Linked DNA regions of Homo sapiens: region 1 is linked to region 2. The links are chromatin contacts, found by Hi-C or POLR2A ChIA-PET in ENCODE. All regions are on one chromosome and are shown on one strand. Each heading gives the region's core, a stretch centred on a gene start or an enhancer-like site at or near the end of the contact. The rest is flanking DNA. Distances are from core to core; before and after follow the strand shown. Region 1 overlaps USP10 (ubiquitin specific peptidase 10). Region 2 has its middle 56 kb from the start of COTL1.

Region 1 (3,022 bases), core at 118-2,617, 160 kb before region 2:
AAACTGCTGTTCAAAAAAGTCAATATCCTGAAAGGCTGTGGGAAACTTCCAGACTACAAAAAGCTAGAGACATGATAACTAAATACATTTCCTGACCCTAGACTGGATCCTGTGCTGGAAGGGAAAATTCTAGAAAGGACATTATATGGTCAACTCCCAAAATTAGAATATGGACAGGTTAGAAAAAAGTACTGCATCAATGTAAATTTGTGAAAGTGGTAACGTATTACTGTGGTTATTTAAGAGAATATGCCTATTCTTAGGAAATACACATTCAAGAATTTAGGATTAAGTGGCTACAGTGTATGTAATCTTCCCTGAAATCTCAAAGGGTTTGGAAAAATATTGTATGTCTGTATATTTGCATTTGTTAGCCCATGTCTGTGTGTCTGTATGTGTATCCGTATGAGTGTGTATTTGCAGACAGAGAATTCCAGCACACACAAATGATTAAGCAAATGGATTTAATCTTAACAACAGGTGGATCTGGGTAAAGGACCATCTGGGGATTCTTTGTACTATTTTTCTTTCCGCAACTTTTCAAGTTTCAAACTATTTGCAAATAAAGAGTTTTTGTTTGTTTGTTTGTTTGTTTGTTTGTTTTTTTAAAGCTAACACTGAAAATTGTGAGGTTATGAGGAAAACCTTTACCCTCTCCTTATGTTTGACTGTTTAGTGTTTTCTCTCCTCTGGAAGATTAACTTATTTCAAAGGCTGTCACATGAGGGGGGAAAATTGTAGGTGTTTGGGTAAAATAAAGATGAAAATAACGCTGTGTCTGACTTCACAGGATTTACAACCTAGTGAAGAGGGAAATGCCACTGATGACATGAATTAGTTTTGCCCATAACAGAGCAAGATAAAATACAGAACAATTCAGTTCACACGGGAGACTAAAAAGCACGAGTAAGTTCATCGTTTCTTGTAATTTCAAAGAAAGTGCAGAGCTTAGGACATATTGGTGGCTGTCATTAAAATAAAAGCAGGTACCTGGAGGCCCTGTCAGCCATGCCACACCACAGAAACTGTGACACTGCTGCGGCTAACTCTGCCCTTCCCACAGCTACACCAAATACCATCAGGAAAGACTGGGAAGCCCCCTAAGGTTTCAGCAACTCTGCCAGAGTCAGAACACTGGGGTCAAAAGGAGGTATCAGAAAGCAGTAACAAACGCTCCTTTCCCGCGTCCTGTGGTTGCATAGGAAATGCCCAGGGGCGGGACGGCACAGAAATGCCTGCGATTCGGGGGAGCAAAGTACAAGGGCTTCAGGCATTTCTTCCCCTTTTTAGGGGAAGTAAGACTGTGAACTAGAGAAGCTATTTATTCCCCTCCACCACTTCCCCTCATATCCCATCCGGCCTCCATCCCGGGCTTTCAAAACTCTCACTGTTCACATCTTTACTTTCTGATCCTTTCTCAAGAGGATGTGGAAAAAAATATACAAGAAACACTTCGAGAAAAGGGGGGCAAGCCCACACCACAGCAGGGATGGGAACAAAAGACACCTTCCTCCCTGAAGCATAGCCTGTTGGCTAAGCTGGCTCAGTTTACCTTCTGGAGGTGTGTGGAGGCCACTACGGCCCTCAGGGGGCCTGAGTTGAGAAACCCTGGGCAAAGGTTTAGACGAAGTGGGAAAACCAGTGTTCCTGCTAAAGGAAAAACAAAGACCTTGCCCTCAGCAATAAAGACACATTCCTCCATCTCAGCCCAAGGAAGGCGAGAAGGAGAAAAGATGTCTAATGTTCACTTGCACAACCTGCTGGCTACAGCTCTCCCGCCGGAACTGCGGGAAACGCCACTTTCGGCTTCAGGAGACGCTGGGGACTATCAGTACAGCACGGCACTAGGGGGCGCTGCAGCACAGCATTCTGAAAGTTTCATCTCTCTGGAAATTTGAATAAATATGCAGGTTGTTCCAAATTAACATTCTCTGCCTTCAAAAGGACTGATAGAAATAGGAGATCAGCCCTGAAGTAAGAATGTAAATACTTTGCTGCTGCATTTGTACCTGCAGTTTCCGAGGCAGGTGGACAACTATGACCAATCTCTAAGAACAATCTCCCATTCACAGATGCACAGCTAAGCCTCACAGTGGCAAATGGTATAACCAGGTCACAGTCAAATACACAAGAAGCTGAGAAGTATAAAGTATTCTCCCTCTTCTCCTGATCCAAATAAGCTCAATTTGGGGAAACATGAAAAGAGCAATAGACTGTTTGGCATGATTAAAGCCTTAATCTCATCTACAAAATGAAGGTATGTTGGACCAGACAACTTCTAAAATTCTTCCCATCTCCAAAAGGATCTCTTGGATCTAAAAAGGATTAAGAAACACGGGTTTGAAAATGTCGTCAGACAGGCCGGGCACGGTGGCTCACACCTGTAATCCCAGCACTCTGGGGGGCCGAGGCGGGTGGATCACCTGAGGTCAGGAGTCAGAGAACAGACTGCCAACATGGTGAAACCCTGTCTCTACTAAAAACACAAAAAAAAATTAGCCGGGCATGGTGGCAGGCGCCTCTAATCTCAGCTACTCAGGAGGCTGAGGCAGGAGAATTGCTTGAACCCAGCAGGCAGAGGTTGCAGTGAGCGGAAATCGTGCCATTTGCACTCCAGCCCGGGTAACAAGAGCAAAACTCCGTCTCAAAAAAGAAAAAAGAAAAGAAAGAGAAAAAGAAAAAGAAAATGTCATCAGACTAATGCATGCTACAACAGGATGACTTTGAAAACATTATACTAAGTTAAAGCCACACACAAAGAGCCATAAATTGTTTCTTCCATTCATATGAAATGCCAAGAATAGGCAAATTACCAGACACAGAAAGATCATGGTTGCCAAGGGCTGGGAGGAGAGGAGAATGGGGGAGCGGGAGGCGGTGACTGCTAATGAACATGAGCTTTCTTTTGGGGATGATGAAATGTTCTAAAATGGACTACGGTGTTAGCTGCAAAACTTTGTGAATACACTAAAAACCACTGAAATGCATATTTATTCAAATACACAAACTCCACAGCATGTGA
Region 2 (2,780 bases), core at 124-2,623:
CAGGAGGGGCTGGAAGGGAGGCCTGCCTCTCCCTCTGTGGGTTCCTCTCGTGAGTGGAATCTTGTTTGTTTTCATTTTGTTAGTTTTGAGACAGGGTCTCACTCTGCCACCCAGGCTGGAGTGCAGCGGCACAATCACAGCTCACTGCAGTCTCCATCTCCTGGGCTCAATCGATCCTTCTGCCTCAGCCTCCTGAGTAGCTGGGACTACAGGTGTGCACCACCATGCCCAGCTAAGTTTTGTATTTTTTTAGATAGGAGGTCTCCCTATGCTGCCCAGGCTGGTCTCAAACTCCTGGACTTGAGCGATCCTCCCACCTCAACCTCTCAGAGTGTAGGGCTTACAGGCGTGAGCCACTGCACCCAGCCATGACTGGAATCTTGAAGGGCAAGTGCAGACAGGTTTATTGAGCACCTACTATGTGCCAGGCACTGGCCTAGGTATGGGGATTTGATGATGAACAAACTCAGACAGCCCCCACCCTCAAGGAGGCTGAGTCTAGCAGGGATGATGGATATTAATCAGCTTGTCCCACCAGAGGGTGTGTGTTTCCAGATGAGGATAAGTCTCCTTCAGAGAAAAAAGCCCAGGTTCCATGAGAGCTCACAAGGGCCCTGGATCTGGCTAGGGTATGGGGGAGGGCTTCCCTAAGGAGGTGGTACCTGAGCTGAGAACGCGGGGAAAGGAGGGGAGGAACAGGAAAGCGTGGACATAAGCTCCATGGAATGTTTGCCCACGGGTGAGCCAGGGTCTGAAGCAGCTTGTTCGTGTGTCAAGGAGCTTGGCTTTAACTTGAAAACTGCAGCTTGGGCCTTTGCTGGGGATCCCAAGGGATCATGAGACCACTGAAGGCAGAGAAACCTTGCCTTTTTTTTTTTTTTCTGAGACAGAGTCTTGCTCGGTCACCCAGGCTGGAGTGCAATGGCGCTATGTCGGCCCACTGCAACCTCCGCCTCCTGGGTTGCAGCGATTCTCCTGCCTCAGCCTCCCCAGTAGCTGGGGTTACAGGTGCCCGCCACCATGCCCAGCGAATTTTTGTGTTTTTAGTAGAGACAGGGTTTCACCATGTTGGCCAGGCTGGTGTCTAACTCCTGACCTTGTGATCCACCCACCTCGGCCTCCCAAAGTGCTGGGATTACAGGCGTGAACCACCACACTCAGCCCTATTTCTCAGCTGTGCCAGGTGTTTATACCCCAGAGGTTATCTGGGGCTGGTGAGGGAGTCCAGGCCCAGGGTGCGGCCCTGGCTGGGGGAAAGTTCCCGTGCAGCTCCTGCCCTGAGGATGGGCTGCCCTCGTTGAAATCTTTCTGTTCCCCATTTCTTAGTGAACCATAAAAGAGAGAAACAAGAAGCAGAAAATGTGCATAGTCCAAGTGATGTAGAAAGAATTTTTTGAAAGAACCAGAAACGGCCGCGGCCACCAGATGACTCAGTAAGAGACAGTAGGCAGCACAGCCGTGGCTCAGAGCTCAGCCTTGGGCTCAGGTTTGAGTCCGAGGTCCGTGGTTCACCCGCCAGATGACCTTGGCCAGTAGTGTCACCTCTCTGAGCCTCAGTTTCCCCCTCTAAAGATCACAGCACTTCCCTCATGCATTTATTACAAGGACTAAGTGAGCTGAGCCTTGCCAGGTGCTTAGCGTGATGTGATCTGTTAGATTCCGATGGGGACTCTGCACAGTCCTGGGGGACCATCCTCGTTTGGAGCAAGGGCTGTGGCCATGAACAGCTCAGGCCTAACCCCGAGGCAGTGACAGAGCCGTCTGATCCTTCTACCCCTGCTTGTCAGTGTCGCCGCCCGTGGGCTGCTGCTACGAATCTAGGGCTTGGCTGGCATCACTTTGGGTACACAAATGTCTCCACCTGGGCAGGGTCTGGGAGGGAGCAAAAGACATGGCTCTTCGATCCCTGTTGGGAAGGTGGGGCTGGGACTGGGAGCCAGCACAGTGTGAGGGGAACGGTTGGAACCCGAGTTCCCCGCCTACAGGCCGTGTGACCTTAGGCAGGATGCTTGCCTCCTCTGAAGAGTTCCCAAGGTAAGTCACACAGCTATACGAGGTTCAGCCGGGCAGGGATGTACCAGTCTCTTGCAAGGGGGGTCACCAAACGTTTGTGAAGAGAAATACAGCCTACCACACACACCTAGGAAACAGCTGAGCCAGGATTTGAACCCAGGCAGTGCCGGGTTCAAGCATCTTTTCATGAGGTCATGCTGTAGGATTTCACAGAAGTGAATGAATGAGTGAGCCCTAACATTCTGTGCAATGGAAAGAGACTGGCTAGTCTGCCGGGGTCCTCAGCTGCCTCATGGACCAGGACAACAGCACTCCCCAGCACTCCCTCAGCAGGTGCTCCCTGCAGGCTGGAGGAAGGATGGAGCAGGAATTTCAGTAATCCAGGTTGCTATCCAAAGAGGAAGAAGGACCAGGCGGCCAAACTTCACCATGGCCAGGTGTCCCAACAGCATAAAAACAAAAGCTAGCCAGGCGCAGTGCGCACACCTGTAGTCCTAGGTATTTGAGGCTCAGGCAGGAGACACCTTGAGCCCAGGAGTTCTGGTCTGCGGTGCACTGTGCTGACCAGGTGGCATCAATACAGTGAGACTTCCTGGGAGCGAGAGAAGCTTGGGTTGCTTTCAGCTCCGAGATTCCTCCCAGCCTGACAGATGAGGCACCTGCAACATTCCATTTTTGTTTGAATGTAAATGAATTCCTTTTTTTTTTCTTTTCTTTTCTTTTTTTTTTTTTTTTGAAGCAGAGTCTCCCTCTGTTGCCCAGGCAGG

The links. Hi-C counts contacts between places; a loop is a spot of excess contacts on that map. ChIA-PET counts read pairs that join two places held with the same protein, here RNA polymerase II (POLR2A). Pooled maps may share reads with other maps.
Region 1: a loop to region 2 is called in a pooled map, with 3 times the contacts of the local background. The contact joins two enhancer-like sites. A Hi-C loop is called at or near these places in 1 of 168 maps with a recorded cell type or tissue (naive thymus-derived CD4-positive, alpha-beta T cell) and 6 of 50 pooled maps. POLR2A ChIA-PET finds 5 or more read pairs at or near these places in 5 of 52 experiments (B cell, GM12878, activated CD4-positive, alpha-beta T cell and 2 more).

Annotation. Positions count from the first base shown.
Region 1 is chr16:84,725,041-84,728,062 of GRCh38, reverse strand. All of the region lies in intron 1 of USP10 (ubiquitin specific peptidase 10), which reads right to left. It overlaps LOC124903737 (a long non-coding RNA gene), which reads left to right. Exons shown (of 3, transcript XR_007065154.1): 3 at 1-582. Among named protein-coding and RNA genes, the nearest start is that of USP10, 27 kb to the right of the region's middle. RefSeq lists enhancers at 806-1,306, 1,532-1,581, 1,706-2,000. Within about 2 kb of position 1,367, at least 20 of the 41 ENCODE cell types and tissues checked have a DNase peak (open chromatin) inside an H3K27ac peak, as active enhancers do; they include B cell and GM12878, where a contact is called at or near this core.
Region 2 is chr16:84,561,169-84,563,948 of GRCh38, reverse strand. No RefSeq gene overlaps it. Among named protein-coding and RNA genes, the nearest start is that of COTL1, 56 kb to the left of the region's middle. RefSeq lists enhancers at 1,193-1,960, 1,961-2,728. Within about 2 kb of position 1,373, at least 4 of the 41 ENCODE cell types and tissues checked have a DNase peak (open chromatin) inside an H3K27ac peak, as active enhancers do; they include B cell and GM12878, where a contact is called at or near this core.